Regions from separate parts of the Homo sapiens genome. Here regions 2, 3 and 4 are each linked to region 1. A link is an interaction called in ENCODE POLR2A ChIA-PET data of the cell type or tissue named here. Cell type or tissue: PC-9. All regions are shown on one strand. Links, peaks and the distances in the headings refer to the core of each region. The heading gives the core; the rest is flanking DNA. Region 1 holds the start of IFT22 (intraflagellar transport 22). Region 2 has its middle 16 kb from the start of MUC3A. Region 3 overlaps TFR2 (transferrin receptor 2). Region 4 overlaps SERPINE1 (serpin family E member 1).

What was found. Peaks named below come from ENCODE experiments on the same cell type or tissue, not always from the same donor. Only the 100,000 strongest peaks of a DNase experiment are listed, where the experiment ranks them.
Region 2: POLR2A ChIA-PET joins it to region 1 with 9 read pairs; 1 of 35 experiments calls an interaction of 5 or more read pairs at or near these places.
Region 3: POLR2A ChIA-PET joins it to region 1 with 9 read pairs; 1 of 35 experiments calls an interaction of 5 or more read pairs at or near these places.
Region 4: POLR2A ChIA-PET joins it to region 1 with 7 read pairs; 6 of 35 experiments call an interaction of 5 or more read pairs at or near these places.

Annotation. Positions count from the first base shown.
Region 1 is chr7:101,317,856-101,325,515 of GRCh38, forward strand. IFT22 (intraflagellar transport 22) reads right to left here and starts at 3,957. Exons shown (of 5, transcript NM_022777.4): 1 at 3,816-3,957; 2 at 1,101-1,177; 3 at 269-358. The coding sequence starts at 3,854. RefSeq lists a silencer at 3,680-3,799. In PC-9, for the core only: CTCF peaks have their summits at 4,387 (motif pointing right) and 4,593; a DNase peak (open chromatin) is centred at 3,936; H3K4me3 peaks cover 2,032 bases.
Region 2 is chr7:100,929,492-100,937,151 of GRCh38, forward strand. No RefSeq gene overlaps it. Among named protein-coding and RNA genes, the nearest start is that of MUC3A, 16 kb to the right of the region's middle. RefSeq lists an enhancer at 3,920-4,421. In PC-9, for the core only: no CTCF peak of the experiment used is centred there; a DNase peak (open chromatin) is centred at 2,850; H3K27ac peaks cover 59 bases.
Region 3 is chr7:100,631,545-100,639,204 of GRCh38, forward strand. It overlaps TFR2 (transferrin receptor 2), which reads right to left. Exons shown (of 18, transcript NM_003227.4): 4 at 1,872-2,012; 5 at 1,685-1,796; 6 at 1,457-1,579; 7 at 538-654; 8 at 262-401. LOC124901709 (a long non-coding RNA gene) reads left to right here. Exons shown (of 3, transcript XR_007060454.1): 3 at 1,379-1,558. Among named protein-coding and RNA genes, the nearest start is that of TFR2, 6.2 kb to the right of the region's middle. RefSeq lists an enhancer at 1,309-1,428 and a silencer at 1,809-1,868. In PC-9, for the core only: CTCF peaks have their summits at 1,600, 2,513 and 2,727; no DNase peak of the experiment used is centred there; H3K4me3 peaks cover 1,310 bases.
Region 4 is chr7:101,128,257-101,135,916 of GRCh38, forward strand. SERPINE1 (serpin family E member 1) reads left to right here. Exons shown (of 9, transcript NM_000602.5): 2 at 137-408; 3 at 2,165-2,398; 4 at 3,619-3,813; 5 at 5,439-5,637; 6 at 7,238-7,338; 7 at 7,459-7,545. The coding sequence starts at 138. Among named protein-coding and RNA genes, the nearest start is that of SERPINE1, 5.0 kb to the left of the region's middle. RefSeq lists enhancers at 1-63, 64-843, 7,066-7,567. In PC-9, for the core only: no CTCF peak of the experiment used is centred there; no DNase peak of the experiment used is centred there.

The sequences.
Region 1 (7,660 bases), core at 838-5,837:
CCGCCTCCAGGTTCAAGCAGTTCTCCTGCCTCAGCCTCCCAACTGGGATTACATGTGCCTGCCACCAAGCCTGGCTAATTTTTTGTATTTTTAGTAGAGACGGAGTTTCGCCATGTTGGCCAGGCTGCTCTTGAACTCTTCTCCTCAGGTGAGCCACCCACCTTGGCCTCCCAAAGTGCTGGAATTACAGGTGTGAGCCACCGCCCCTGGCTTGGGCAGCTGATTTTTAAACCATTTGATGAAGTGACTTTCTTTAAAGGAAACATACTTAGCATCGCCACCACAGTCCCATAGCTCGAATTCACAGCCCGTGCCTTTGTTGTTGCTGGTAACATGCGGGTTCTCAAATTCTAGGATCCTAAAAGGAAAAAGAAGAGCAGTAGGCTGGGTGCAGTGGCTCACGCCTGTAATCTCAGCAGTCTGGGAGGCCAAGGCGGGCAGATCACTTGAGGTCAGGAGTTCGAGACCAGCCTGGCCAACATGGTGAAACCCTTGCTACACTAAAAATAAAAGAATTAGCTGGGCATGATGGTGTGCACCTGTGATCTCAGCTACTGGGGAGGCTAAGGCAGGAGAATCGCTTGAACCTGGGAGGCGGAGATTGCAGTGAGCTGAGATCGTGCCACCACACTCCAGCCTCAGCGACAGGACGAGACTCCATCCCAAAAAAAAAAGACGAACAGTAGCAGCACCAATAATGAGGCTGCATTACACTTTTGGAATGCCAACAGCAACAAAAGTAGGAAGTGGGTGATGGCTGGGCAGTCTTTTAAAATTGTTTTATTATTAATTTTGTTTTGAGACAGGGTCTCACTCTGTCACCCAGGCTGGAGTGCAGTGGCACGATCATAGCTCACTGCAGCCTCCAACTCCTGGCCTCAAACAATCCTTCTGCTTCAACCTAACATGTAGCTGAGACTACAGACACATGCCAACACACCTGGCTAATGTTTTATTTTTAGTTGAGACGGGGTCTCCCTATATTGCCCAGGCCTCAGGCGATCCTCCCGCTTTGACCTCCCAGAGCACTGGGATTAGAGGAATGAGCCTCCCTGCCGAGCCAGTTGGACACTCTGGGACACAGATTTGTCAGGGCTCACCTCACTCCTTGGGTTGGGCTGTATTCAGTGATGTCAGAAGATTCTGTCAGAAAGTTGGCCAAAACAGTTTTTCCACTCTGTGAAAATGAGTGCAAATAAAGGTCTTTGCTGAAAGGCAGAAAAGGAAACCAAAAAAATGACCCCAAGAGGTGGCCTGGAACCCGGTGTGGTGCAGTATAGGTCATGGGCACCCTGAGATCACTGGGGTGGTTACGACCTCACTGTCTTGCTCTAGTGCAGTGGGCACAGCCTGGTCTGGGGTCCAGGGAGCATGGGATTAAGGAGTTTTTATTTTTATTTTTTGAGACAGAGTTTCACTCTTGTTGCCCAGGCTGTGATCTAGGCTCACTGCAACCCCCGGGTTCAAACGATTCTCCTGCCTCAGCCTCCAGAGTAGTTGGGATTACAGGCGCCTGCCACCACGCCCGGCTTACTTTTGTATCTGTAGTAGAAATTGGGGTTTCACCATGTTACTCGGGCTGGTCTCGAACTCCTGACTTCAGGTGATCCACACACCTGGGCCTCCCAGAGTGCTGGGTTTATAGGGATGAGCCACTGTGCCCAGCCAAGGAGTTCTTTTAGGTCACAGAGAGGATCAAAGTCAGCCTGGGGACTCGTGGCTAGCTGTCTCATAATCTCACATGCAGCTGTTTGTCCATCTCGATTATATGAGTAATACACATTGCTTTTTTTTTTTTTTTTTTTTGAGACAAGGTCTTGCTCGGTTGCCCAGGCTGGAGTACAGCAATGTGATCATAGCTCACTGCAGCCTTGATCTGTAGGGCTCCAGTGATCCTCCTGCCTCAGCCTCCTGAGCCACCTGGGACTACAGGTGTGCATCACCATGCCCAGCTAATTTTTGTATTGCTTGTAGAGATGGGGTTTCCCTATGTTGCCCAGGCTGGTCTTGAATGCTTGAGCTCAAGTGGTCTCCCCACCTCAGCCTCCCAAAGTGCTGGCAGGTGTTAGCCACTGTGCCTGGCCTAAGACTTCTACAGGTTTTATTTTATTTTTTTTTTAGATGGAGTTTCGCTCTTGTTCCCCAGGCTGGAGTGCAATGGCGCGATCTTGGCTTATTGCAACCTCTGCCTCCCGGATTCAAGCAATTCTCCTGCCTCAGACTCCCGAGTCACTGGGATTACAGGCATGCACCACCAAGCCCAGCGAATTTTTGTATTTTTAGTACAGATGGGGTTTCACCATGTTACTCAGGCTGGACTCGAACTCCTGACCTCAGGTGATCCACCTGCATTGGCCTCCCAAAGTGCTGGGATTAGAAGCGTGAGCCTCCGCATCCGGCTGGGTTTTTTTTTTTTAATTATTATTAGTTTTTGAGACGGAGTCTCGCTCTGTCTCCCAGGCTGGAGTGCAGTGGCGCAGACTTGGCTCACTGCAAGCTCCACCTCCCGGGTTCACGCCTCAGCCTCCCGAGTAGCTGGGACTACAGGCACCCGCCACCACGCCCGGCTAATTTTTTGTATTTTTAGTAGAGACGGGGTTTCACCGTGTTAGCCAGGATGGTCTCGATCTCCTGACCTTGTGATATGCCTGCCTCGGCCTCCCAAAGTGCTGGGATTACAGGCGTGAGCCACCGCGCCCGGCCTTTTTTTTTTTTTTTTTTTTTTAAACGCATTTAGCCTTAGTCCATCTGAGCTTTATTTCTGTGGATGATGTGAAGTATACATGTAGATGTGATCCCCACTACCACGCCCCCAACACACACATTAATAGCCAATGGTTCCAGGACCATATAGTAAAACGCCCAGGACTCGAGCAAAGGCTCATGCCTGTAATCCCAGAACTTTGAGAGACTGAGGCGGGAGGACTGTTTGAGCCCAAGAGTTGGAGACCAGCCTAGGTGCTAGGCAACATAGCAAGATCCTGTCTCTACAAATAATTAACAAATTAAGGCCAGGCGCGGTGGCTCATCCCTATAATCCCAGCACTGTGGGAGGCCGAGGCTGGCGGATCACTTGAGGTCAGCAGAGACCAGCCTGGCCAACAAGGTGAAAACACACCTCTACAAAAAATACAAAAATTAGCCAGGGGTAATGGCGTGGGCCTGTAATCTCAGCTACTCAGGAGGCTGAGGCAGGAGAATCGCTTGAACCCGGGAGGCGGAGTTTGCACTGAGCCAAGATCATGCCACTGCACTCCAGCCTGGGTGACAGGGCGAGACTCTGTCTCAAAAAAACAAAACAAAACAAAAACAACAAATTTAGTCGGGCGTGGTGGTGCACGCCTGTAGTCCCAGGTACTCAGGAGGCTGAGGCAGGAGGACTGCTTGAGCCCAGGGAAGTCGAGGCTGCAGTGAGCTATGATCACACCACTGCACTCCAGCCTGGACGACACAGCGACAACCTGTCTCAAACAAAAGTCCAGACCCACAGACGCATTCATTAGGGGGATCCCGGGGGCAAAAGAAAGAGTCACGAAACCTAGGCTATGGTTCCAATGATGCCACTCAGTACCTTGGGCCTTCGGGGCTCATTAACACCGGGCTCGCCTCCACTACCTCCTCCGGGCAGTGGTTGGAATCAAGGTCTGAAAGCACCGAGTTCACGGAAAGGGCAGGGGCGCCAGTCGGGATGGGCGCGGTGGGCCCGGGTTCCCGCCTCCGGGAGCAAGCCGCAGATCAGACGGGTGGGGACCTGCGCTCGCCCAGGCCCCGAGGCCTGCTCCCCGCTCCCTCTGCCGCGCCGGGCCAGGACTTACCTCGCAAGGCCCCACGAAGAGGATCTTGGCTTTCAGCATAGTTGTCCGCCGCGGCTTAGCCGGCCGGAGCCCACGGGAGGCGGCGCGTCAGGACGGAGCTCTACTTGGCCGCTTTCGTTTCCATGGCGACGGAGAGAGGCCCGCAGGGCCGACGGGACTCGGCCACTTCCGGCGCGCGGGGCGGAAAGCGGGCGCGTCTGCGACTGGGAGGGGGTCGGAGAGAAGCCACAAAGCCCGGGCTGCAGACGCGGTTCTGCAGGGTTGGCCTGTATTTCTTTTAGAGACAGGGTCTCACTCTGTCGCCCAGGCTGGAGCGCAGTGGCGCGATCTCGGGTCACTGCAACCTCCAACTTTTGGGCTCAAACGATCTTTCTGCCTCAGCCTCCCGAGTAGCTGGCACTACAGGCATGTGCCATCACGTCCGACTAATTTTTAAAATTTTTTTATTTGTAAGACTGGGTTTTGCTATGTTGCCCAGGCTGTTTTCGAACTCCTGGGCTGAAATGATCCTCCCATCTCCACCTCCCAAAATTCTGGGACTGCAGGCCCGTTCCACCAGTCTCGGTAGAGACGCGGAAAGCAAGACTCCAGGAGGGGGCGGAATGGCCGTTTCCAAACCTTTGTTTCTCCCAATAATCCCGAGAGCTCAGACAGGCCATACAAGTGCCAAGCTGGCCTTGGAACCAGGCCTTGACTCCTTTATCACTGTGGCATGATATCACTGTGGCCGTCCACCTGGGAGCCGATTTATCACTGCCGTGGCACAGCTCAGAAAAAATCAGGTGAAAGTCTGGTTTCTGTAAAAGGATTCACCACTCACTATCATTCGTCTGACCTAGGAGAAACCAAAGAGATGATGACTGGAATCGTTTAGTCAGTGCAGGTGTCTAGAAACATTGCTGCTAAATTCAATCAGTTAGGTCAGTCTGAAAATACAGAGTCAAGTCAGAATTTTGGATAAGCCATGATATTAAATGTCTATGTGCCGAGAGTGCCGGTACAAAATATGCTAGCCCATAAAAGGGCTGAAATGACAAAAATTTCTAGTCAACCCCGTATCAAATCTTTAACCTTCGGTAACATAGTTACATAGTCTTTGTATTGAAAAGAACTACTTGGCTGGCCGCGGTGGCCCAGGCCTGTAATCCCAGCACTTTGGGAGGCCGAGGCAGGTGGATCACTTGAGGTTCTGCACAGTCCCTTCGTCCTGGTAGATTCTAGGCCAGATGGGGAGACCACCCTGCAGAGTGCCGCTTGTCAAGTGTTTTCCCATGCACATTCCCATGCACAGGTTTTTTTTTATTATTATTTTTATTTTTATTTTATTTTATTTATTTTATTTTTTGAGATGGAGTCTAGCTCTGTCGCCCAGGCTGGAGTGCAGTGGTGTGATCTCGGCTCACTGCAAACTCCACCTCCCGGGTTCAAGTGATTCTCCTGCCTCAGCCTCCTGAGTAGCTGGGATTACAGGCACATGCCATCACATGCAGCTAATTTTTGTGTTTTTAGTAGAGACGGGGTTTTGTCATGTTGGCTGGGTTGGTCTTGAACCCCTGACCTCAAGTCCTTTCTGATCTGCCCGCCTCAGCCTCTGAAAGTGCCGGAATTACAGGCCTGAGCCACTGATCCCACCCCCATGTACAGTTTAATTTTCATTTGCAAATGGAGCTATTACAGTAAGGCGAAGTGATGAGTATCCTAAATTGATGTCAGGGAGGAGGCGGGAACCATGGGCTTTCAGCAGCTCCAGTTCTCCTTTCTTTTCTTTTTTTCTGTTTTTTTTTTTTTTTGAGATGGAGACTTGCTCTGTCGCCCATGCTGGAGTGCAGTGGCGAGATCTCGGCTCACTGCAACCTCTGCCTCCTCGGTTCAAGTGATTATCCTGCCTCAGCCTCCCGAGTAGCTGGGATTACAGGCGCATACCACCATGCCTGGCTAATTTTTGTATTTTTAGTAGCAACAGGGCTTCACCATGTTGGCCAGGCTGGTGTCAAACTCCTGACCTCATGGTATCCGCCCGCCTTGGCCTCCTAAAGTGCTGGGATCACAGTGTGAGCCGCCGCGCCCAGCCCGGTTCTCCTTTCTATGTGTAAAGATGCCATTTCCCCTCTATGTACAGTAATGGTTGTGCCTCTTGCCAGGTCCAGAGTCCAGGCTTCCTCACCTCAGCGTTTACTTCATTGCACTGGGAGGTAGTTTGTGTGCTACAAATCTTAACAACACACGCCCTCACTGAAGGGTCTCATCGGTGTTTGGGTCCACTGATCACAACTCTAAGCCTGATACACCACAGATGCTGAATAGTGTTGGTTCTGGGCCAGTGCAGTGGCTCATGCATGTAATCTCAGCACTTTGGGAGACTGAGGTGGGAGGATCACTTGACACCAGGCATTTGAGACCAGCCTGGGCAATAAGAAAGACCCTGTCTCTACACACACACACACACACACACAGACACACAAACACACTCAGCCAGGTATGGTGGAATGCCTGTAGTCCCAGCTACTGGGGAGGCTGAGGTGAGAGGATCGCTTGAGCCCAGAAGCTTGAGGCTGCAGTGAGCCATGATCGTGCCATTGCACTGTAGCCTCAGCAACAGAACGAGACCCTGACTCAAAAAAAGTAAGATAAAGCCAGGTGCGGTGGCTCATGCCTGTAATCCCAGCACTTTGGGAGGCTGAGGTGGGTGGATCACCTGAGGTCAGGCGTTCGAGACCAGCCTGGCCAATATGGTGAAATCCCGTCTCTACTAAAAATACAAAAATTAGCCGGGTGTGGTGGTGCACACCTGTAGTCCCAGCTACTCAGGAGGCTGAGGCAGGAGAATCGCTTGAACCTGGGAGGCAGAGGTTGCAGTGAGCTGTGATCGTGCCACTGCACTCCAGCGTGGGCAACAGAGCAAGCCTCCATCTCAAGAAAAAAAAAAAAAGATAAAAGAAGTGTCAGTTTCATCTTCCCCTTCATAACACACACATAGAAACACATACATATTCATTTACTCTATAAATATTTAAGTTAATGAATGTTCCCTTAATCTTGCCAAGAACCTTTAGTTTTTGGCCCAGGTGAGAGAAATAAAAAATATGAAATGCGTTACATTTCTTCAATATATGTGCTGTATACATTTGGGATGATTATTGTAAATTATTGAAATACTTTTGCTTTATGACTTTCATTTTAATTAGAAGAGGTTGACTTCAGACAGCTTAATACCCAGGCTTTGATTGTAAAGTGAGCAATAGATCATTAGCGGGGGTGAGAACTGGGTGAACTCGGTCATTTTTCTCCTCCTTCTGTGATTCAATGCAATAAAATCTTTCTCTTGCAAAAAACCTAAAGAAATAAGTTTGACATATTTCAAATCCCTTCTATAAATTTTTGAAAAGATTTAATATAACCCCCAGCCATAAAGTCTTTGAGTTGACCCTCCACGGTCTCAATGATTACACATGCAGTTTTTATTACTAAAGAATAAATTGTGGGTTTCCCGTGACTCAAGGGAATCAAATGCCCTTCAATTACCTTCTCCTGCAGCGGGAGGATTTGAACCTTTTCCGTTCAACTCTTGAAGACAGGAATTTTACCAGATGGTTTGTAACCTGGAAATATTTTGTCCCCTATGAATGCTGTCATCTTTTTTTTTTTTTAATTTAAAAAAAGGAATAAAGCTGTAGCCAGAGATGATGTCCAGCAAGTTTGGTTTAGGACAAAATCAATGATGGACAAAATCAATTTAGGACAAAAAATGATCAACTTTTCATCAATTCTCATTAGAAAGCCTGAGCTATACTTTCAATATAAAAAATATTTCCCAGCCAACTGAAGATAAAGCTTTTGGCAAAGCA
Region 2 (7,660 bases), core at 871-5,870, 390 kb before region 1:
AATACTTCTGTTTCTTTCAGGACCTGCTATCTGTCATGTGATGCTGTACTTCAGTCAGGTTGGAATTTGGTATCTTATTGCTACAAAGAGTCTGTTTTGTCAGCCTTAAGATCTCTGTGTTGATGTTAATGCTGGTCAGTTGTGCCTGAATTCCAAAGAGATGAGGGCAGAATGAGGCATGTCCAACACTCCTTCCCATCATGGCCTGAACTAGTTTTGCAGGTTTACTTTGGAATGCCCTTGGCGAGAAGGAGTCCGCTCAGTAGGTTGGGGGGCTTAGAATTTTCTTTTTGGTTTACAGGTGCAAAGCTTGTGATTTAGCCAGGAGATTTCCTGCCCCTCCCAAGGGGGCAGATTTTGCTTCAACCCTCCCTCACCATGTAATGAGGGGCTGGTCCTATCCCTCCCCCAGAAATACATGGCCTTACTTGTACCCTTACTTCCACCAGGAGTGAACCTTTGCCTGTCCTCAGGGGATGGGAAGGATTCCTGCCCCTTCCCCTGAGGCTTAAGTCCTTCTGCTTCTTGTGAGACAAGGTTCTGGGAGGTAGGAGGGGGTTCATGCCTGAGAACCACTGAGGGAGCCTCTTTCTTGTCTCATTGTACCTCCAATCTTTCTCATGAGCACCAAGAGGTGGAAAAGAGATTGCGAGTGAACTTGGGGTCTGCTAGATCCTGATGCACCCAGGGGGATTCTAAGTTGTCATGCTGGCCCACTCCTGGCCTCTGAGAATTCATTAAAATGTTGTTTTCCTATCACCTGCTTTTTTGGTGGCCACTTCTTCCTCCTGTGCTCTGACAAAGGTGGAACTTTTCATGTGTCCTGTCTCTCCTGAGAGGGTGCGGTCACTCTTTGGACCTCAGTTCACCTGGTTGCCTTGAAGCCTAAATTTCTGATGGGCTCAAGAAATGCCAAAACCTATAGATTACCCAGCTTTTTCTTCTTTTTATGGTAGGAGTGATAGTCTCTTGTGGATTTATTTTATGTATTAATTTTATTGCACTTTTTGTAGAGATGGGGGCCTTGCTAGGCTGCCCAGGCTGGTCTTGAGCTCCTGGCCTCAAACGATCCTCCTGCCTTGGCTTCTCAAAATGCTGGGATTACAGGTGTCAGTCACCATGCCCAGCCTCTTGTGGCTTTTTTACTCTAAGTGAAAGCATAAATCCAATAATTTTTATTTTTATTGTTATTGTTTGGAGATGAGTCTCACTCTGCCACGCAGGCTGGAGTGCAGTGGTACAATCCCGGCTCACTGCAACCTCTGCCTTCCAGGTTCAAGTGATTCTTCTGCCTCAGCCTCCTGACCAGCTGGGATTACAGGCACATGCCACCACGCCTGGCTAATTTTGTATTTTTAGTAGAGATGGAGTTTCACCATGTTAGCCAGGCTAGTCTCAAACTCCCGACCTCAGGATCTGCCCACCTCGGCCTCCCAAAGTGCTGGGATTACAGGCGTGAGCCATTGTGCCCAGCAAAAATCCAATAATTTTTAATAACTCAAAATATGATTTTGACTACGTAAATTTTTTTTTTTCCCTTTGTCCCTCTTTGTAATTTGATGCTTTGGTATCTCAGTTCTAGTTTTTGATTTGGCTCCAGGTAGTACAAGTTCTCATGGATTACATGTATGGTTTAGAATCCTGAAGTCAATGAGATGAGAGCAGACCTAACATCAAACACTTGAAGTAAAGAAATTTATGTGGAAGGAATATATAAAATGAGTTTACATTGGGTAGTTTGGATAAAGCATAACATTAGAGAAGGGTACATGTAGCTAGATGTGTCTTTACCTTTAAAAAAACTTGAATATTGAGGCTGGGTGCAGTGGCTCATGCCTGCAATCTTAGCACTTTTGGAGGCCAAGACGGGCGGATCACTTGAGGTCAGGAGTTTGAGACCAGCCTGGCCAACATGGTGAAACTATTTTTAGTCTCTACTAAAAATACAAAAATTGGCCAGGCATGGTGGTGCATGCCTGTAATCCCAGCTACTCAGGAGGATGAGGCAGGACAATCACTTAAACCTGGGAGGTGGAGGTTGCAGTTAGCTGAGATGGCACCACTGCACTCCAGCCTGGGCAAAAGAATGAGACTCAGTCTCAAAAAACAAACAAAAGAACCCAACAAACTTGAATAGCGAAAGGAGGATATTTTGATATGTTATTTCCATTTTCAGTAATAAATACATGTGTGTATCCAATAACTTATTAAAATGTAGATTTGTTTATTGAAAAACTTATTAGCATGAGGTCAGGAGATCAAGACCATCCTGGTTGACACAGTGAAACCCCATCTCTGCTAAGAAAGTACGAAGGAAAATTAGCTGGGTGTGGTGGCAGTGGTAGGCGCCTGTAGTCCGAGCTACTCAGGAGCCTGAGGCAGGAGAATGGTGTGAACCCGGGAGGCGGAGGTTGCAGTGAGCCGAGATCGTGCCACTGCACTCCAGCCTGGGTGACAGAGAGAGACTCCATCTCAAAAAAAAAAAAAAAAAAACAAACAAACTTATTAGGAGGTTTTAGTGGCAGATTAGACAGAGCTGAAGAGAGAATCTGTAAACTGAGAGAACAGAAGAAACTCACCACATGCTTCATGAGCAGCTATGAGACAGAAAATACGGAAGAGTAGTTAAAAACACATGAAGAATAGAAAGGGAAGGGTTAACCTCTATTTAATTGCAGTTCCTGGAGAAAAGAGTTAACGGGGGAAGAGAAAATATGTGAAGAGAGAATGGCTGGCAAGTTTCCCAAACTGAGAAGAGACCTTATCAGCTTTGAGAAGCCAAGGAATCCCAAGCATGATAAATACAAAGAAATCCATGCCCAGAAACATCCTGGTGAAGCTTCAGAATATTAACGAAACAGAAAGTCTTAAAGCAGCAAGAGAAAAAAAATTAAAGGCCTGACAGATTAAGCTCAGTCTTCTGTATAGCAACCTTGAAGCCGGAAGACAATGGAATCTTATTCATGTGCTGAAAAAAAAAAAAACTGTCAACTTAGAATTCTATACCTAGTAAAAATACTTTCAAGAGGCCGGGTGCGGTGATTCACACCTGTAATCCCAGCACTTTGGGAGGCCGAGGCAGGCAGATCATGAGGTCAGGAGTTTGAGACCAGCCTGGCCAACGTGGTGAAACCCCGTCTCTACTAAAATACAAAAAAATTAGCCGGGGTTGGTGGTGCATGCCTGTAGTCCCAGCTACTTGGGAGGCTGAGGCAGGAGAATCACTTGAATCTGGGAGGTAGAGGCTCACCATCTACCCGGCTAATTTTTTTGTATTTTTAGTAGAGACGGGGTTTCACCACGTTGGCCAGGCTGGTCTCGAACTCCTGACCTCATGATCCGCATCCCCCCTCCCCCCGCGGCCTTCGAAAGTGCTGGGATTACAGGCGTGAGCCACCGCACCCAGCTCAATGGCTGAACTTTTAGCTTCATTTTAGCAGAGTTCAGACACCCCCATAATCCTAATCTTGTGAGTTGTCATTAGTTTTACAAAGGCAGTTTGGTCCCAGAACAAACAGGTGGTAGTTTTGGGAAGGGCTATTATCATCCTTGCTTTAAGTTTAAACCATAAATTAAATTCCTCCCCAAGTTAACCTAGCCTATGCCCAGGAATGAACAAGGACAGTTTAGAGGCTAGAAGCAAGAAGAAGTCAGCTAGATTACATTATTTTACTGCCATCATTTTCCTGTGTCGGGTCTTACTCACTGTCATAATTTCTTTTTTCTTTTTTTTTAAAGACAGAGTCCTACTCTGTCACCCAGGCTGGAGTACAGTGGGGTGATCTCGGCTCACTGCAACCTCTACCTCCCAGATTCGAGTGATTCTCCTGTCTCAGCCTCCTGAGTAGCTGGGATTACAGGCACCTGCCACCATGTCCGGCTAAGTTTTAGTAGAGACGGGTTTTGCCATGTTGGCCAGGCTGGTCTCGAACTCCTGACCTCAAGCACTCCACCTACCTTGGCCTCCCAAAGTGCTGGGATTACAGGTGTGAGCCACTGCACCCGGCCTCTGTCATAATTTTTGCAAAGGCGGTTTCAGTGGGGTCTCCAAACCACTCTCCTTGGCCAGGTTACCAGTTTCCCACCTGGGCACAGTGGGTTAGGGTCCTGGGGGTTGGTCCTCCCAACTCCAGTGTCTTCTGGTACCATCCTCCCTCCTTGCAGCAAATATAGTGTCTGTGGTCCAACTCTGGAGTTACTGTGGCCAGAGGCTCTTAGTTACCAGATTAACTGTCCCTTCCCCACTCCTTTCCCCACCAACCATCTGCTTCTGTACCAGCTACCTGGCTAGGAGGATTTCTACCTCCCCCTACCTAGGGGTCTGGCCCTGTGGTAAGACTGCACCCACCCGTGAAGCCACGCCCCATCCAGGAAACCACACCCACTCAAGAAGCCCTGCCCACCCAAGAAGCCCCACCTGCCAGCAAGCCACAGCCATCCAAGAAACCCCACCCATCCAGGGAGCCCTGCCCAGCCCATCAGATGGTCCCACTCACCCATGAAAGCCACTGCCGAGGTATTCACAGCCCTGCTGCTATTCGGCCTGCCCATCAGGAGCCAGTCCACAGAACTCCATTAACCTTGCTGTCAAAACAGGGTTTCCTGGCTGGGGGGCTTACTCCTGTAATCCCAGCACTTTGGGAGGCTGAGGCGGGTGGATCATTTGAGGTCAGGAGAATAAGACTAACCTGGCCAACATGGGGAAACCTCGGGAGTTCTAGACCAGCCTGACCAACATGGTGAAACCCCACCTCTACTAAAAATACAAAATTAGCTTGGCATGGTGGCATGGGCCTCTGATCCCAGCTACTCAGGAGGCTGAGGCAGGAGAATGGCTTGAACCTGGGAGACTGAGGTTGCAGTGAGCCAAGATGAAGCCACTGCACTCCAGCCTGGGTGACAGAGTGAGACTCTGTCTCACAAAAACAAAAACAAAACAAACAGGGTTTCTTTTTATAGACAATCTCCAAAGGCAATTTCATGATGATTAGATTCAAACAGGATGGCACCTAGGAATTGTCCAATCTTCAACATTATCTAGAAAGTTTCTCCCAAATGATGCTTTAGTTTAGAATACTGTACCCCTCTCTCTCTCTGCATTTTCACAATCTGAGGTTTTTCTTGTTTGATCGTTTATTTTATTTTATTTTACTATTCTATTTTTTGCACCAGAACGCCCATGGAAACACATGCAGTCCCGTGACCTCACGCTGGATTTTTCAGTTTCTAGAAATTAAATCAGCAAATTTGGAGTCCAAAGAAATGGGTTGCTAGGTGTGGTGGCACACCCCTGTAATCCCAGCACTTTGGGAGGCTGAGGCAGGTGGATCACTTGAGGTCAGCAGTTTGAGACCAGCCTGGCCAACATGGCAAAACCCTGTCTCTACTGAAAACATAAAAATTAGCTGGGCATGGTGGTGCACGCGTGTATTCCCAGCTACTCGGGAGGCTGAGGCAGGGAAATTGCTTGAACCTAGGAGGTGGATGTTGCAGTGAGCCAAGGTCACGCCACTGCATGCCGGCTTGGGAGACATAGCGAAACTCCATCTCAGAAAAAAGAAAAAAAAAGAAATAGGTTGTTTAAAACTTGACAATAATAGAATTTTACATGAGAACTATGGGGGTGTCTAGCATGTTTCCCTTGAGTGTAGGCTGTCAGCATTGGTGAAGTGATCGCTTTGGGTTGCTGATTGAGAAGCTACTTGTTCTCTCAGAATGGAAGAATATTCAGGAGACCGGGTCTGTGGTCTGTTAGAAACCAGGTTTCAGAGCAGGAGGTGAACGATGGGTGAGCGAGTGAAGCTTCATCTATATTTACAGTGGCTCCTCAACACTATTATTACTGCCTGAGCTCCGCCTCCTGTCAGATCAGCTGTGGCATTAGATTCTCATAGGAGTGCCAACTCTATTGTGAACTGTGCATGAGTGACCTAGGTTGTGTGCTCCTTATGAAAAATCTAATGCCTGATGATCTGTCACTGTCTCTCATCACTCCCCTGTTGTGACCATCTAATTACAGGAAGGCAAACTCAGGGCTCCCACTGATTCTACATTATGGTAAGTTGCATAATTATTTCATTATATATTACGACATAATAATAGAAATAGGCTGGGTGTGGTGGCTCACGACTGTAATCCCAGCACTTTGGGAGGTGGAGGTGGGCAGATCACCTGAGGTCAGGAGTTTGAGACTGCCCTGGCCAACATGGTGAAACACTGTCTCTACAAAAAATACAAAAATTAGCTGGGGGTGGTGGTGGGCACCTACAATTCCAGCTACTTGGGAGGTTGAGGCAGGAGAATCTCTTGAACCCGGGAGATGGAGGTTGCAGTGAGCCGAGATCGTGCCACTGCACTCTAGCCTGGGTGACAGAGTGACACTCCATCTCAAATAACAATAATAATAATAATAGAAATAAAGTGCACAATGAATGTAATGTGCTTGAACCATCCCAAACCCGTCCCCCTCGACCCTCCTGGTCCATGGAACAATTGTCTTCCATGAAACCAGTCCTTGGTGCCAAAAAGTTTGGGGACTGCTGGTCTGGACAACCTGGGCTTCACAATTTTTAATTTGTTTGTAGGCTGTTACTGTAACAGGCCGAGAGGTGCTTGTAAACTTCAGAGGTTGTTTACCAGAGAGCCAAAGAAGGTGTTTAGAAATGTGTGTGACATGCTATAACCCAGCTCCGGCCATAGACCCTGTTCCGATGAAGACAATGTTCTATCTCTAATGATCCAATATGGCAGACAGCAGCCATATGTGGCATTGTACTCTTAAAATATGGATAATGCAACTGAAGAACTAATTTTCTTTTTCTCTTTCTTCTTTCTTTCTTTCTTTCTTTTTTTCTGTTCTTTCTCTCTTTCTTTCTCTCTCTCTTTCTCTCTTTCTCTCTTTTTTTCTTTCTTTCAAGACAGGGTCTCACTCTGTCACCCAGGCTAAAGTGCAGTGGCACGATCCGGGCTTACTGCAACCTCCACCTCCCGGGTTCAAGTGATTCTCCTGCCTCAGCCTCCCGAGCAGCTGGGATTACAGGCGCCTGCCACCACACCAGGCTAATTTTTGTATTTTTAGCAGAGACAGGGTTTCACCACAGTGGCCAGGCTGGTCTCGAACTCCTGACCTCCGCCCGCCTCGGCCTCCCAAAGTGCTGGGATTACAGGCGTGAGCCACCACGCCTGGCCAGCCAACTTCTATTAATATTTTAGAAAAAGGGGATGCAAGTGCAGGTTTGTTACAAAGGTATATGATGTGATGCTGAGTTTTGGGGTATGAATGAATATGTCACCAAGGTAGTGAGCATAGTATCCAGTAGATCATTTTTTCAGCCCTTGCCCTGCTCCTTCTCTTCTACCTCTAATAGTCCCTGTGTCTATTGTTTTTATTTTTATGTCCATGTGCACCCAATATTTAGCTCCCACTTATAAGTGAGAATAAGCGTTATTTGGTTTTTTGTTTCTGCGTTAGTTAGCTCAGACTAGTGGTTTCCAGCTGTATCCCCGTTGCTGCAATGGACATGATTTTGTTCTTTTTTATGGCTGTGTAGTAATCCATGGTGTATGTATACTGTATTTTTCACCATAGATGGGCATCTAGGTTGATTCCATGTCTTTTCTATTGTGAATACTGTTGTGCCATGGGTGCAGGTGTCCTTTT
Region 3 (7,660 bases), core at 680-5,679, 690 kb before region 1:
ACCCGGGAGGTGGAGGTTGCAGTGAGCCAAGATTGCACCACTGCACTCCAGCCTGGAAGACAGAGCAAGACTCCATCTCAAAAAAAAAAAAAGGTCAGGGTCTCTCTGTCTCCCAGGCTGGAGTGCAGTGGTGTAGTCATGGCTCACTGCAGGCTTAAACAAGAGTCACCTTTTTCTAGTTCACCCACAATCACCCTGTGGCCTCGCTGCAGCCTTCCTCTCTCTGCTTCCTCCTCTTCTGGTCCCCAACACTCCCCTCACCTCAGCAGGCGGGAGGCAATGTCTGCACTGATGGGCTGGGCTGGGATGCTGGGAAGGCCTGATGATGCAACTGGAGGGAACTGGGTTTGATTGAAGGAAGGGAAGCCAGGTGTGTAGGGGTCTCCAGTTCCCAGGTGCACCTGCAGGGAAAGGGGTGCCCACGCAAAGCTGCGAGCTGGGCTTCCAGGAAAAACGAAAAACATGCCAGCCCTATTCTGAGCAAGAAGGTGTGGCCTCGGGACCTGGGAACAGCACGACCAGCCTCCCCAGACTCACATGTCCATACACTGCCTGCTGGCTGGACAGGCTTGGCTTGGGTGGGTCCTGGGAGAAGTCCGCTGGCTCTGGGTATATGAGCACTCCTTGAGCCCCGAAGTCCTGAGCATTGGTCACCTGGGGAGGAAGGTGACTAGAGGACTCCTCCCAGAAAAAAACCCGATTCATAAGGGCAGGAGAAACCAGGAAATGGCAAGGCCTTTGCTTGCAACTGTCCATCCCACGGAGAGGATGTGGGGGCACTACCTGGCCTGTGTCTTCCCAACCTCAGCAGCTCCTAGGCAGCCCTCAAACCCCACCGGGCTCCAGGGTACCCCATGTTTCTGTTCCCTTCCCCATCTGATTTCCCCCAACACCCAATTTGTTCCCAGCCAACATTTTCTTTTTTCCTTCTGATTCAATTCCCAGACCAGCCAACATTTTCCTTCCTTCCTTCCTCCCTCCCTCCCTCCCTTCTCTGTTTCTCTCTCTTTTTTTTTTTTTTCTTTTTGAGACAGAGTCTCTCTTGCCCAGGCTGGAGTGCAGTGGCGCGATCATAGCTCACTGCAGCCTGGCACTCCTGGGCTCAAGCGATCCTCCCACCGGAGCCTCCGGAGTAGCTGGGACCACATGCATGTGCCACCAGCCCAGCTAACTAAAAAAAAAAAAAAAAGAACCTTTTTTTTTTTTTTTTTTTTTAGTAGAGAGGGGGTTCTCACCGTGTTGCCTTGAATTCCTGGCCTCAAGCGATCCTCCTGTCTTGGCCTCCTAAAGTGCTGGGATTGCAGGTGAGAACCATCGTGCCCAGCTTATATTTTCTTACCATCCAGCCACATGGTTCTTTCCTGTCTCCCTCTCACAGCACCCTGAACGATTCTCACTGGCAGTCCGACCCTCCGGTTCCCGGGCTCAAGCCCTCCCTCTGTCCAGGGACACTTACCTTCTGGGCGAAGCTGATCACCCCCACGCGCACCAGCAGCAGGCGGCCCACTGGATCCACGCCCCTGGCCCGCAGGTCCTGCAGGTCTTCGGGCCGCCCGTAGTGGGCGTACACCAGCTCTCCCTGGGGACACGAGGACGGTGAGGCGCGCTCCCCGCGTCCCTCCTTCGAGACCCAGGAAAGGGCTCGTGCCGCGCCCCATCCTAGGAGCGGGCAGGGGGTGCTCACCGTGACGTTGCCGATGGCGCTGTAGGGGCAGTAGACGTCAGGGTCCTCCAGCGGCAGCTGCTCTCCGACCTTCCCGGCCTCATCGACCCAGTGCAGGGTGTTGGGGTGAGCCCTGGGGAGCGGGGCTGGTGAGCGCCCCGAGCCGCGTCCCCCTCCCCGCGCGCCCCCCGCCCGCGCGCGCACTCACGGATCCGGGAATTGCAGCCCCACGTAGTGCGTGTCGGTCCACACGTGGTCCAGCTTCTGGCGGGAGAGCGCCGCGCGAATGTCCTGAGTCAGAGCGGCCATCCCGGCCGAGCCTGCCACCCGTTCCCGAAGGCTGGTTTGCCTAAGCGGGGAGAGGTGGGGACTTTTCTGGGCGCCCGGAGGAGAGGGAGGGAAGAGGGAAGGATGCCAGAGACGTGGGGTCGCCAGGGGCAGGGGCGGCGAGGGGTTCCTGAGTTTAGGAAAAGAGCGCTCCCCGCGGACGCTTTTTTTTTTTTTTTTTTTTTTTTTTTTGAGACGGAGTGTCGCTCTGTCGCCCAGGCTGGAGTGCAGTGGACCAATCTCGGCTCTCTGCAACTTCCGCCTTCCTGGTTCAAGCCATTTTCCTGCCTCGGCCTCCCTCGTATCAGGGATTACAGGCACGTGCCATCACGCCCGGCTAATTTTTGTATTTTTAGTAGAGACGGGTTTCACCATGTTGACCAGGTTGGTCTCAAACTCCTGATCTCAGGTGATCTGCCCGCCTCGGCCTCCCAAAGTGCTGGCATTACAGGCGCGAGCCGCAGTGCAGGGCCCTCCGCGGACCCATTTTCTCCCATCACCACCAGGGCGGCGCCGGAGACTCTCAGGACCTCACTCTGCTTAAAACCTGACTTCCCATAGCTGGGGGTCCTGCCCATCATCCTGTAGGTTCTTCCCGGCTCAAGCCAAACTCTCTCCCCCAACCTCGTTCCTCCCGACGTCAACACACACACACACACACACACACACACACACACACACACACAGCACCCAAACACTTTCCTTCGAAAGAGCTAACTGGGCAGGCAGCAGACCCTCCTCATCTCCCCCATCCTCCACGTGGGCCTCATGGAGACACTTTACACCAAGGTACTCAGGGGAATCACCGGTTCCTGGGCTCAAGCCATCCTCCCGCCTCAGCCTCCTGAGCAGCTGGGACTACAGGTGTACGCCACCAACCGCTGATTTTTAAAAATTTTTTGTAGACGAGAAGTCTTGCTGTGTTTCCCAAGCTGGTCTTGAACTCCTGGCCTCAAGCGATCCTCCCAAAGTGCTGGGACTACAGGCATGAACCATGACGACCCGCCCCATATGTGTATTTAAAGCTACACATCAAAAGCGTGAGATAAGGTGCTTATGGGGAGGGGAGTGGGGAGGATCACTCAGGGATGAGGCAGGAAAATTCAATTCAAAACAGTTAAAGTAGCCAGTAAGGCCCTTTAGGGCCTGAGCTACATCCACCTCACCGGCCACATGGACCATCTTTCCCTTCCTCCAAGAGGCCACCATCTTCACATTTCAGACCCTTCGCAAATGGTGAATCTCAGCCTGAATGTTTTTCCACAGTCTCTTTGCCTGGCAAATTACTCATCTTGGCAGTTTAGACTCGTCAGTTCCTCAACGAAGCCTTCCCTGAACTGCAATCTAAATCAGGATCCTGGTTATAGTCTTTCTTTACACACTTTTCTTTTCTTTTTTCTTTCTTTCTTTCTTTTTTTTTTTGAGACGGAGTCTCGCTCTGTCGCCCAGGCTGGTGTGTAGTCGTGCAATCTCAGCTCACTGCAACCTCTGCCTCCTGGGTACAAGTGATTCTCCTGCCTCAGCCTCCTGAGTAGCTAGGACCACAGGCGCCTACCACCACACTCAGCTAGTTTTGTATTTTTTTAGTAGAGACAGGGTTTCGGCATGTCGGCTAGGCTGGTCTCAAACTCCTGGCCTCAGGCAATCAGCCCACCTTCACCTCCCAAAATGCTGGGATTACAGGTATGAGCCATGGCGCCCGGCCCCTTTTCTTTTCTTTTTTTGGAGATAGGGTCTCACTCTGTCACCCAGCCTGGAGTGCAGTGGCATGACCATAGCTCACTGCAACCTTCAGCTCCTAAGCTCAAGCCATCCTCCTGCCTCAGCCTCCTGAATAGCCGGGACTCTAGGCATGCACCACCATACTGGGCTAATTTTTTATTTTTCTTTTTTAAAAAATTATTATTATTATTATTATTATTATTTTTGACATGGAGTTTCACTCTTGTTGCCCAAGCTGGAATGCAATGGCGCAATCTTGGCTCACTGCAACCTCCACCTCCCAGGTTCAAACAATTCTCCTGCCTCAGCCTCCCAAGTAGCTGGGATTATAGGTGCCCGCCAACATGCCCAGCTAATTTTTTTTGTATTTTTAGTAGAGCCTAAAAAGGGTGAAACAGTGTTTCACCATGTTGGCCAGGCTGGTCTCGAACTCCTGTCCTCAGGAGATCCACCTGCCTTGGCCTCCCAAAGTGCTGGGATTACAGGTGTGAGCCACCGTGCCTGGTCAAATTATTATTATTTTTTTAAGAGACAGGATCTCTCTATGTTGCCCAGGCTGGTCTCAAACTGGGCTCAAGAGATCCTCCCACCTCAGCCTCCCAAAGTGCTGGGCTCACAGGTGTGAGCCACCACACTGAGCCTCACATCCTTTGCTTTTCTTTCAAAGCAATGATTCCAGTCATAATTATGTAGTCGTGAATGATTGTTAGTTTAGTATTGGTTTTCTCCAGTGGATTGTAAGCACCATGAGAACAAAGTTAGACTGTTTTAGTCTCTATCTCACCACCACCTGCTTAGCTTAGTACCTGCCACGTAGTAGATGCCCCAAAATACTTGTTGGATAAATGAATTAATTACTTCATCATTGTCACCTCCAGTCCAGGCACTCCACTTCCCTGGTCACACCCTGCATCTTTTTTTTTTTTTTTTTTTTTTTGAGATGGAGTCTTGCTCTGTTTCACAGGCTGGAGTGCATTGGTGCGATCTCAGCTCACTGCAACCTCTGCCTCCCAGTTTCAAGTGATTCTCCTGCCTCAGCCTCCCGAGTAGCTGGGATTACAGGCATGCACCATCACACCCAGTTAATTTTTGTATTTTTAGTAGAGACAGGATTTCACCATGTTGGCCAGGCTGGTCTCAAACTCCTGACCTCAGATGATCCACCTGCCTTGACCTCCCAAAGTGCTGGGATTACAGGCGTGAGCCACTGTGCCTGGCCCGTATCCTGCATCTTGTCATTACCCGCACTCCATCTCTGGAATACTTATCCATTGAGGATCTACTGAACATCTAGTAAGTGCCAGGCATTGTGGTAGGTGCTGGAGACTCTGAGATAGACAGGATATATTGTATCAGGAAGTTTTCAAGGATCCAGAATCCTACTCTCTGAGTAGACCCTGTCAGGTTCCAACTCCCCCAGTTATCCTCGCTGTACCTGCTCTTCAACCCCATTGAACATGACAAATGTCCTATAGCTCCACATGTATCATCTCCCCCCACTTTCTCTTCCCTCTCCATCCCACCGAGAGCCATGTTTCACTCTTGTTGCCCAGGCTGGAATGCAATGGCGCGATCTCGGCTCACTGCAACATCCTTGCTCTCTCCCCAAAACTGCTACTTTTGCCTCAGTGCCACACCCCGCTTCTAGACCTGTCAAACTATCTACCTGCTCAGCCTGTACCCAGATGACCAAATACTGCTCAAAAAAATAAAAGTAGCCCTGAACAGGCTGGGCACCATGGCTTACGCCTGTAATCCAAGAAATTTGGGAGGCCAAGGTAGGAGGATTGCTTGAGCCCAGGAGTTCGAAACCAGCCTGGCCAACATGATGAAACCCTGTCCCTAAAAAAAATACATAAATTGCCGGGCGCAGTGGCTCACACCTGTAATCCCAGCACTTTGGGAGGCCGAGGTGGGTGGATCTCCTGAGGTCAGGAGTTCGAGACCAGACTGACCAACATGGAGAAACCCCATCTCCACTAAAAATACAAAATTAGCTGGGTGTCGTGGCGCATGACTGTAATCCCAGCTACTCGGGGAGCTGAGGCAGGAGAATCGCTTGAACCCGGGAGGCGGAGTTTGCAGTGAGCCAAGATCGTGCCATTGCTCTCCAGCCTGGGCAACAAGAGTGAAACTCTGTCTCACAAAAAAAAAGAAAAAAACAAAAAACAAACAAAAAAATCATAAATTAGCTGGGCATGGTGGCTCACGCCTGTAGTCCCAGCTACTTGGGAAGCTGAGGCACAAAAATCACCTGAAGCCGGGAGGCGGAGGTTACAGTGAGCTAAGATCATGCCACTGTACTCCAGCTTGGGCAACAGAGTGAGAATTGGTTGCAAATATATAAAAATAAATAAATCCTGTCCCTAAATAATAATAATAATTTTGAAAAAAGAAAAATGAAAAATTAGCTGGGCGTGGTGGCCCCTCCCTGTAGACCCAGCTACTCAGGAGGCTGAGATGGGAGAATCACCTGAGCTTGGGAAATCGAGGCTGCAGTGAGCCCAGATTGCACCACTGCATTCTAGCCTAGGTGACAGAGCAAGGCCCTGTCTCAAAAAAAAATTAATGTAATTTAATTTTTTTTTTTTTGAGATGGAGTTTCACTCTTGTTGCCCAGGCTGGAGTGCAATGGCACGACGTTGACTCACCGCAACCTCCGCCTCCTGGGTTTAAGCGATTCTCCTGCTTCAGCCTCCCGAGTAGCTGGGATTACAGGCATGCGCCACTACGCCCGGCTAATTTTGTATTTGTTTTGTTTTTTTGAGACAGAGTCTTGCTCTGTCGCCCAGGCTGGAGTGCAGTGGCGCGATCTCGGTTCACTGCAAGCTCCGCCTCCCGGGTTCATGCCATTCTCCTGCCTCAGCCTCCCAAGTAGCTGGGACTATAGGTGCCCGCCACCACGCCCAGCTAATTTTTTGTGTTTTTAGTAGAAACGGGGTTTCACCATGTTAGCCAGGATAGTCTCGATCTCCTGACCTCATGATCTGCCCACCTCGGCCTCCCAAAGTGCTGGGATTACAGGTGTGAGCCACCATGCCTGACCTGTAATTTAATTTAAAAGCCCTGAGCAGGCTGGGTGCGGTACCTCATTCCTATAATCCCAGCATTTTGGGAGGCTGAGGTGGGAGGATTGTTTGAGGCCAGTAGTTTGAGACCATCCTGGGCAACATAGGGAGACCTCGTTTCTACTAAAAAAAATTAAAAATTAGGCTGGGCATGGTGGCTCATGCCTGTAATCCCTGCACTTTGGGAGGCCGTGGTGGGTGGATCATCTGAGGTCAGGAGTTTGAGACCAGTCTGCCCAACATGGTGAAACCCCGTCTCTACTAAAAATACAAAAAATTGGTTGGGTGTGGTGGCAGGCACCTGTGATCCCAGCTACTCGGGAGGCTAAGGCAGGAGAATTGCTTGAACCTGGGAGGTGGAGGTTGCCATGAGCCGAGATCGCACCACTGCACTCCAGCCTGGGCAACAGTGAAACTCTGTCTCAAAAAAAGTAAAAAAAAAAAAAATAGCCGGGCATAGTGGCACACATCTGTAGTCCTAGCTACTTGAAAGGCTAAGGTGGGAGGATCACTTGGGTCCAGGAGTTGGAGGCTGCAGTGAGCTATCATCTCGGCACTGTCTGGGTGACAGTGAGGCCCTATCTCAAAAAAATAAAGCCCTGAACATTGTTGATTCCACAGACTCAAGGTCTTTCAGCAGGTGAATCCAGCAACATATCAAAAGAGTAATCATACACCTTGATCAAGGTTAGCGTTGAGCTCAGGAAGATAAGGAAATCTATTAACACAAATTACTATATAAACATTAAAGAAGAGGCTGGGTGCTGTGGCTCATGCCTGTAATCCCAGCACTTTGGGAAGCCGAAGCGCTTTGGCAGATCGCTTGAGCTTACGAGTTGGAGACCAACCTGGGCAACATGGCAAAACCCTGTCTCTACTA
Region 4 (7,660 bases), core at 1,841-6,840, 190 kb before region 1:
GCACCTTGCCCTAGTGTTCACTTACCACCTGCTTGCAGGAAACAAGAAGAGCAGGGCCCACAGCTGGCCAGCTCCCCTCCCCTCCCGCCTGTCTTCCAGAACGATTCCTTCACCAGCCCTCTTTCCATTGCTCTAGGATGCAGATGTCTCCAGCCCTCACCTGCCTAGTCCTGGGCCTGGCCCTTGTCTTTGGTGAAGGGTCTGCTGTGCACCATCCCCCATCCTACGTGGCCCACCTGGCCTCAGACTTCGGGGTGAGGGTGTTTCAGCAGGTGGCGCAGGCCTCCAAGGACCGCAACGTGGTTTTCTCACCCTATGGGGTGGCCTCGGTGTTGGCCATGCTCCAGCTGACAACAGGAGGAGAAACCCAGCAGCAGATTCAAGCAGCTATGGGATTCAAGATTGATGGTGAGCCACGGGACACCAGGGGAGGTGGGTGGCATGCAGAACAGACCTACCAGAAGCCAAGGAAAGGCTGGCTCTGGCTTAGCCGAGCCAAGCCCCATACAGCTGTGCTGCAGGGGCCACCCCATCTTCTTCCCACTACACTCCAAGTCACTGGACCCTTGAATCTCCAAGGGTGTCTGACCAGTAGATTTACCGCTTATTCACCACCGTGTGATCTTAACCTCGTTAAGTTTGCCCATCTACAAAATGAGGATTATTTGCTGTCCTAAAGAATTCATGAGCCGGGCGCGGTGGCTCAAACGCCTGTAATCCCAGCACTTTGGGAGGCCAAGGCGGGCGGATCATGAGGTCAGGAGATCAAGACCATCCTGGCTAACACAGTGAAACTCCATCTCTACTAAAAATACAAAAAAAATTAGCCAGGCGTGGTGGCAGGCGCCTGTAGTCCCAGCTACTCGGGAGGCTGAGGCAGGAGAATGGCATGAACCCAGGAGGCAGAGCTTGCAGTGAGCTGAGATCGTGCCACTGCACTCCAGCCTGGGCGACAGAGAGAGACTCCGTCTCAAAAAAAAAAAATAAAAGAATTCATGGAATTACACTTGTGAAATACTTAGCATAGCCATCACTATAGGAAAAAAATCTAAGGCCAGGCACAGTGCCTCATGCCTGTAATCTCAGCACTTTCGGAGTTTGAGGCAGGAGGATCACCCAAGGCTAGGAGTTCAAGGCCAGCCTGGGCAATACGGTGAAACCCCGTCTCTAATAAAAATATAAAAATTAGTCTGATGAGGTGGTGCACCTGTAATCCCAGCTACTCAGGAAGCTGAGACACAAGAATCACTTTAACCCGGGAGGTGGAGGTGGCAGTGAGCTGAGATCACACCATTGCACTCCAGCCTGGGTGACAGAGTGAGACCTGTCAAAAAAAAGAAAAGAAAGAGAGAGAGAGAGAGAAGAGAGAGAAAGAAAGAAGAAGAAAGAAAGAAAGAGAGAGAGAGAAAGAAAGAAAGAAACAAAGAAACAAAGAAAGAAAGGAAAAGAAAAAAAAAACTAAGGCCAGGCAAGGTGGCTTATGACTGTAATTTCAGCACTTTGGAAGATTGAGGCAGGAGGATCACTTGAGGCCAGAAGTTCGAGACAAGACTGAGCAACAGGGAGACCCCTGCCTCTACAAAAAAATTTACAAATTAGCCAGATGTGGTGACACATACCTGTAGTCCCAACTACTCAGGAGGCTGAGGTGGGAGGATGGCTTGAGCCCAGGAGCTGGAGGCTGCAGTGAGCTATGATTGTACCACTGCACTTCAGCCTGGGCAACAAAGGGAAGCCCTGTCTGAAAAAAAAAAAAAAAGAAAAAGAAGAAGAAAGAAAATATTTAGGGTTCATCCAGGAGGCAGAGGTTGCAGTAAGCTGACATCGCGCCATTGCACTCCAGCCTGGGAGACAAGAGCAAAACTCCAACTCAAAAAAAAAAAAAAAAAAAAAACAGGAAGAAAATATTTAGGGTTCATAATTTAAGAACAGAGAAAAATATTCTAGCCCAAAGAAAGGGTTGGGATCTGAGACTTTTGAAGAAAGGAAGGAGATACAGAAAAGAGATTTCATCCTGGAATGAAATCTCCCTCCAGAGAGCCCTGGGAAAGCACGGTAGCCCCCATCCATCAGAGTGGAGCCCCTTGTGGGGGAAGTGGGCTCGGCTGGGAACCCTCAATTCAGCATAAGCCTCACATGTCCTCTCCTCTCTGTCCCGGTGCAGACAAGGGCATGGCCCCCGCCCTCCGGCATCTGTACAAGGAGCTCATGGGGCCATGGAACAAGGATGAGATCAGCACCACAGACGCGATCTTCGTCCAGCGGGATCTGAAGCTGGTCCAGGGCTTCATGCCCCACTTCTTCAGGCTGTTCCGGAGCACGGTCAAGCAAGTGGACTTTTCAGAGGTGGAGAGAGCCAGATTCATCATCAATGACTGGGTGAAGACACACACAAAAGGTGAGCAGGCAGGGAAAGGAAACCCATTTCCTGGGCCTCAAGAGAAAGGGAATTTGGAAATAAATCCACATATCCCAGTTGGGTGCAGTAGTTCACACCTGTAATCCCAGCCCAACACTTTGGGAGGTCTAGGCGAGAGGAAGGCTTGAGGCCTGGAGTTTGAGACCAGCCTGGCCAACATAACAAGACCTCATCTCTTCAAAAAATTTAAAAACCAGCCGGGCATGGTGGTGCACACCTGTAGTCCCAGCTACTTGGGAGGCTGAGGTGGGAGGATCACTTGAGTCCAGCAGTTCAAGGCTGCAGTGAGCTATGTTTGCACCACCACACTCCAGCCTGGGTCACAGAACAAGACCTCATCTCTAAAAAACAAACAAAAACCAAATCCACATATCCTAAAAAATGCTCCTTTTCAGCATTCTCTTCTCTATGGACAAAGGGCTGGATGCTTTAAGAACCAAATCTTAGGCTGGGCACGGTGGCTCACGCCTCTAATCCTAGCACTTTGAGAGGCCAAGGCGGGCAGATTGCCTGAGCACAGGAGTTCGAGACCAGCCTGGCCAACATGGTGAAACCCTGTCTCTGTCAAAAATACAAAAAATTAGCCAGGTGTGTTGGCGCATGCCTATAATCCCAGCTGCTCGGGAGGATGAGGTTCAAAGAATCACTTGAACCCGGGAGGCAGAGGCTGCAGTGAGCTGAGATCATGCCACTGCACTCCAGCCTGGGTGACAGAGCAAGACTTTGTCTCCAAAAAAAGGAACTAGACGGGTTCATTTAAACCCCTGACTGCAGCCCTTTGACATACATCCAATTGAGGACTGGGGACTCCGGGAAACATCTAAAAGGCTTAAAAACTTTGTCTAACTTCAGCCGGGCATGGTGGCTCACACCTGTAATCCCAGCACTTTGGGAGGCTAAGGCAGGTGGATCAAAAGGTCAGGAGTTTGAGACGAGCCTGACCAACATGGTGAAACCCCGTCTCTACTAAAAATACAAAAATTAGCCAGGCATGGTGGCAGGCGCCTGTAATCCCAGCTATTCGGGAGGCTGAGGCAGGAGAATTGCTTGAACCCCGGAGACAGAGGTTGCAGCGAGCCGAGATCGCGCCACTGCACTCCAGCCTGGCAATAGAGTGAGACTCCATCTCAAAACAACAACAACAACAACAACAAAATCGTCTAACTTCCTGATCTTCCTGATCATTGATTTTCCCATAGGTATGATCAGCAACTTGCTTGGGAAAGGAGCCGTGGACCAGCTGACACGGCTGGTGCTGGTGAATGCCCTCTACTTCAACGGCCAGTGGAAGACTCCCTTCCCCGACTCCAGCACCCACCGCCGCCTCTTCCACAAATCAGACGGCAGCACTGTCTCTGTGCCCATGATGGCTCAGACCAACAAGTTCAACTATAGTAAGTCCAAGAGCCCCTTCCCCACAGCCCACAGCAACTGCATCTCATTCCTGGGGTCTCCCAAGGAATACCCAAAATGTCACCCTCTGAGGGAGGAAGACCACAGGGAATGCTCCCCTTTAAGGGAGGAGAGACCCTAGAATATACTCCAGCTTTGACAAAGATTTCCCAAGCAGGAGACATCAGGATAATGGGAACAGAAGACAGGAGGTTTATCCCATGAAGGATGAAGAAGCTGAAATCCAGAGATTCCCTCAGGGCCACATTTGTCCACCTGACTCCAGGGTCTCATCTTCGTGTGTTGCTAGTGTGATTACCTGGGGATGAGAAATCCTGCTGGGGGAGTTGAGGTTAAGAGGATGAGGACTCCAGGTGCTGTGGCTCACGCCTGTAATCCCAGCACTTTGGGAGGCCAAGGCAGGTGGATCAGGAGTTTGAGGTCAGGAGTTTGAGACCAGCCTGGCCAACATGGTGAAACCCTGTCTCTACTAAAAATGCAAAAATTAGCCAGGTGTGGTGGCAGGCGCCTGTAATCCCAGCTACTCGGGAGGCTGAGGCAGGAGAATCACTTGAGCCCGGGAGGTGGAGGTTGCAGTGAGCCGAACGAAATTGAGCCACTTCACCCCAGCCTGGGCAAAAGAGTGAAATTCCATTCAAAAAAAAAAAAAAAAAAAAAAGGATGAGGACTGGGATGAACTGGTGGCTGGGTGTGGGGAAAATGGAAGTGAAGGAAGGCCAAAAGAGACAGAGAAGGCCTGGCGCGGCGACTCACGCCTATAATCCCAGCACTTTGGGAGGCTGAGAAGGGGGATTGCTTGAGGCCAGAAGTTGAATACCAGTCTGGGCAGCATAGCAAGACCCTGCCTCTACAAAAAAAAAATTTTTTTTAATTAGCCAGGCTTGGTGACATGCATCTGTAGTCTACTCAAGAAGCTGAGGTGAGGCCAGGCACGGTGGCTCACGCCTGTATTCCCAGCACTTTGGGAGGTCAAGGCGGGTGGATGACCTGAGGTCAGGAGTTCAAGACCAGCCTGGCCAACATGGTGAAACCCCATCTGTATAAAAATACAAAAATTAGCTGGGCATGATAGCAGGTGCCTGTAATTCCAGCTACTCAGGAGGCTGAGGTGGGAGAATCTATTGAACCCGGGAGGGGGAGGTTGCAGTGAGCCGAGATCATGCCATTGCACTCCAGCCTGGGCGACAGAGTGAGACTCCTTCTCAAAACAAACAAACAAACAAACAAACAAAATACAGAAGCTGAGGCGGGAGGAACATTTGAACCGGATTCGGAGGCTGCAGTGAGCTATGATTGCACCACTGCGCTCCAGTCTGTGTGACAGTGAGACCCTGTCTCTTACACACACACACACACACACACACATGCACACACACAGAGAGAGAGAAATTAGAAGATACTGAATTGGCAGAAGAGAAGGGAAATAGAAATTAAAATACTGAATAGGGGAGCAGTGAACAGGGGATACCCAAAAGCCAAGAGCGAGAGAGAGCCTGGCTTCCAGAAATAGTGGAGAAGCCAGGAGAACTAGGTGAAAACCCAGTGCTGGGTTGCCATCAGCGAGAGCTGGAGCCATTTCCAACGAACCATCTTGTCGTCTTCACAGCTGAGTTCACCACGCCCGATGGCCATTACTACGACATCCTGGAACTGCCCTACCACGGGGACACCCTCAGCATGTTCATTGCTGCCCCTTATGAAAAAGAGGTGCCTCTCTCTGCCCTCACCAACATTCTGAGTGCCCAGCTCATCAGCCACTGGAAAGGCAACATGACCAGGCTGCCCCGCCTCCTGGTTCTGCCCAAGTAAGCCACCCCGCTATCTCCCCGACCTACCAACCCCTCTCTCCTGGCTCCCTAAAGTCACCGCCCCCAGGTTGAATTTCCCAGATCTGTGATGCTTGCAGGACATGCATGTGTGGGAGGCTGATGGGAAACTGTGGCCTGGGTTTGATTATGAGTCTTGCAATCATCCCTCCCCCTGTTTCTGCTGGAGGGCAGGGGACAGCTCTTCCTGACCACACCCCCACATTGACTATCCCCAGAATACCCAGCAAAAGCCCCCAAAAGGAGAGTCAGAGAAATGAGGGAGGTGGGGGCCCAATCAGTCCACATCTACTTAGGGTCGCCCCATCAGCACTTCCATCCCCAACCCTTTCAAGTCAACATCCAAACAAAAGAAATCACTTCCAAGGACGGAGCAGCTCAAAGCGCAGCTTCTAGCTGGGGTTCCAAGAAAGCAGATTTTTCGAAATCCTTCTGCAGAAGGAAGCAAAGAGATTTTTTGAAATCTTTCTGCAGAAGGAGAAGGCTGGAGCTGGGGAACTCCAGAATTATAGGGAAGCCTCCCACCACGCTCATCCCAAATTTCCGGATGCTATAATGCCAGGCTTGGGGAAAGAGGAGAATTTAGTTGGTTAGCTGGTGCGTGCTCTCACTTGCATCCTCTCTCTTCCTCTTTTTTTTTTTTCTCCTCTCTCTCTGGCTCATAAAAATGGAGGTAATTAGTTGTGCCCTGGTGAGAAGCAGAGAGTGCACAAAGGCCCCCTGCTTGAGTCCTCTTCAGGGTTAGCTCTCAGAAACACAATCTGCAGAACAGATTTTTGTTCCAACATCCTTGCAGGAGAATTTGCCCTTAGCTTCCCCCACCCCAGCCAGGCTGAATAAAATTATGCTGAAACTACTGTCTTATTTGAGGAAAGTAATTAGTCATAGGTGGGAGGGGGTGGGGAGATTGCAGAAGAATGTTCATGAATATTAGGATTTTCAGCTCTAAGGGGGGACTTTGTAAACAGCTTTAGAAGAAGAACCAGGCCGGCTGGGTGTGGTGGCTCATGCCTGTAATCTCAGCATTTGGGGAGGCCAAGGCGGGCGGATCACTTGAGGTCAGGAGTTTGAGACCAGCCTGGCCAACATGGTGAAACCCTGTCTCTATTAAAAATACAAAAATTAGCCAGCCGTGGTAGCGAGCGCCTATGATCCCAGCTACTCCGGAGGCTGAGGCCAGAGAATCACATGAACCTGGGAGGTGGAGGCTGCAGTGAGCCGAGATCACGCCACTGCACTCCAGCCTGGGGGACAGAGCAAGAATCTGTTTCAAAAAAAAAAAAAGAAAAATAGGAAGGAAGGAAGGAAAGGAAAGGAAAGAAGAGAGAGAGAAAGAAAGAGAGAGAGAGAAAGAAAGAAAGAAAGAAAGAAAGAAAGAAAGAAAGAAAGAAAGAAAGAAAGAAAGAAAGAAAAAGAAAGGAAAGAAAGAACGAACGAACCAGGCCTCCCTCTCCAACCTTCACCTCCGTCCCTATTCTGGCCACTTGATTCGGGGGACACCTGGTAGGGGATGGGGAAAGGTGGGAGCTGCCAGCCAGAGGGGACCCCGGCTTGAGCAGCCTCTTGCTGCTATCTGCAGGTTCTCCCTGGAGACTGAAGTCGACCTCAGGAAGCCCCTAGAGAACCTGGGAATGACCGACATGTTCAGACAGTTTCAGGCTGACTTCACGAGTCTTTCAGGTAAGAAGACTTTCCTTTGCATTTTCTCACCCCAGTGGACTGCGGGGGCCCCTAAGAGGAAAAAGGAACCTCTCCTTGAGAGCGGCAGCTGATCTAATCCTGTATCCACATCTGTTTCAGACCAAGAGCCTCTCCACGTCGCGCAGGCGCTGCAGAAAGTGAAGATCGAGGTGAACGAGAGTGGCACGGTGGCCTCCTCATCCACAGGTGAGTCTGGCTCAGGTGAGGCTCCACGGGTGTCGCCTCCATCGCCCTTCAGGATAACTGGTCCCCAGACCCGGAAAGGACCCCGCAGCCCTCTCGGCACAGAGCAGCTCTGTCT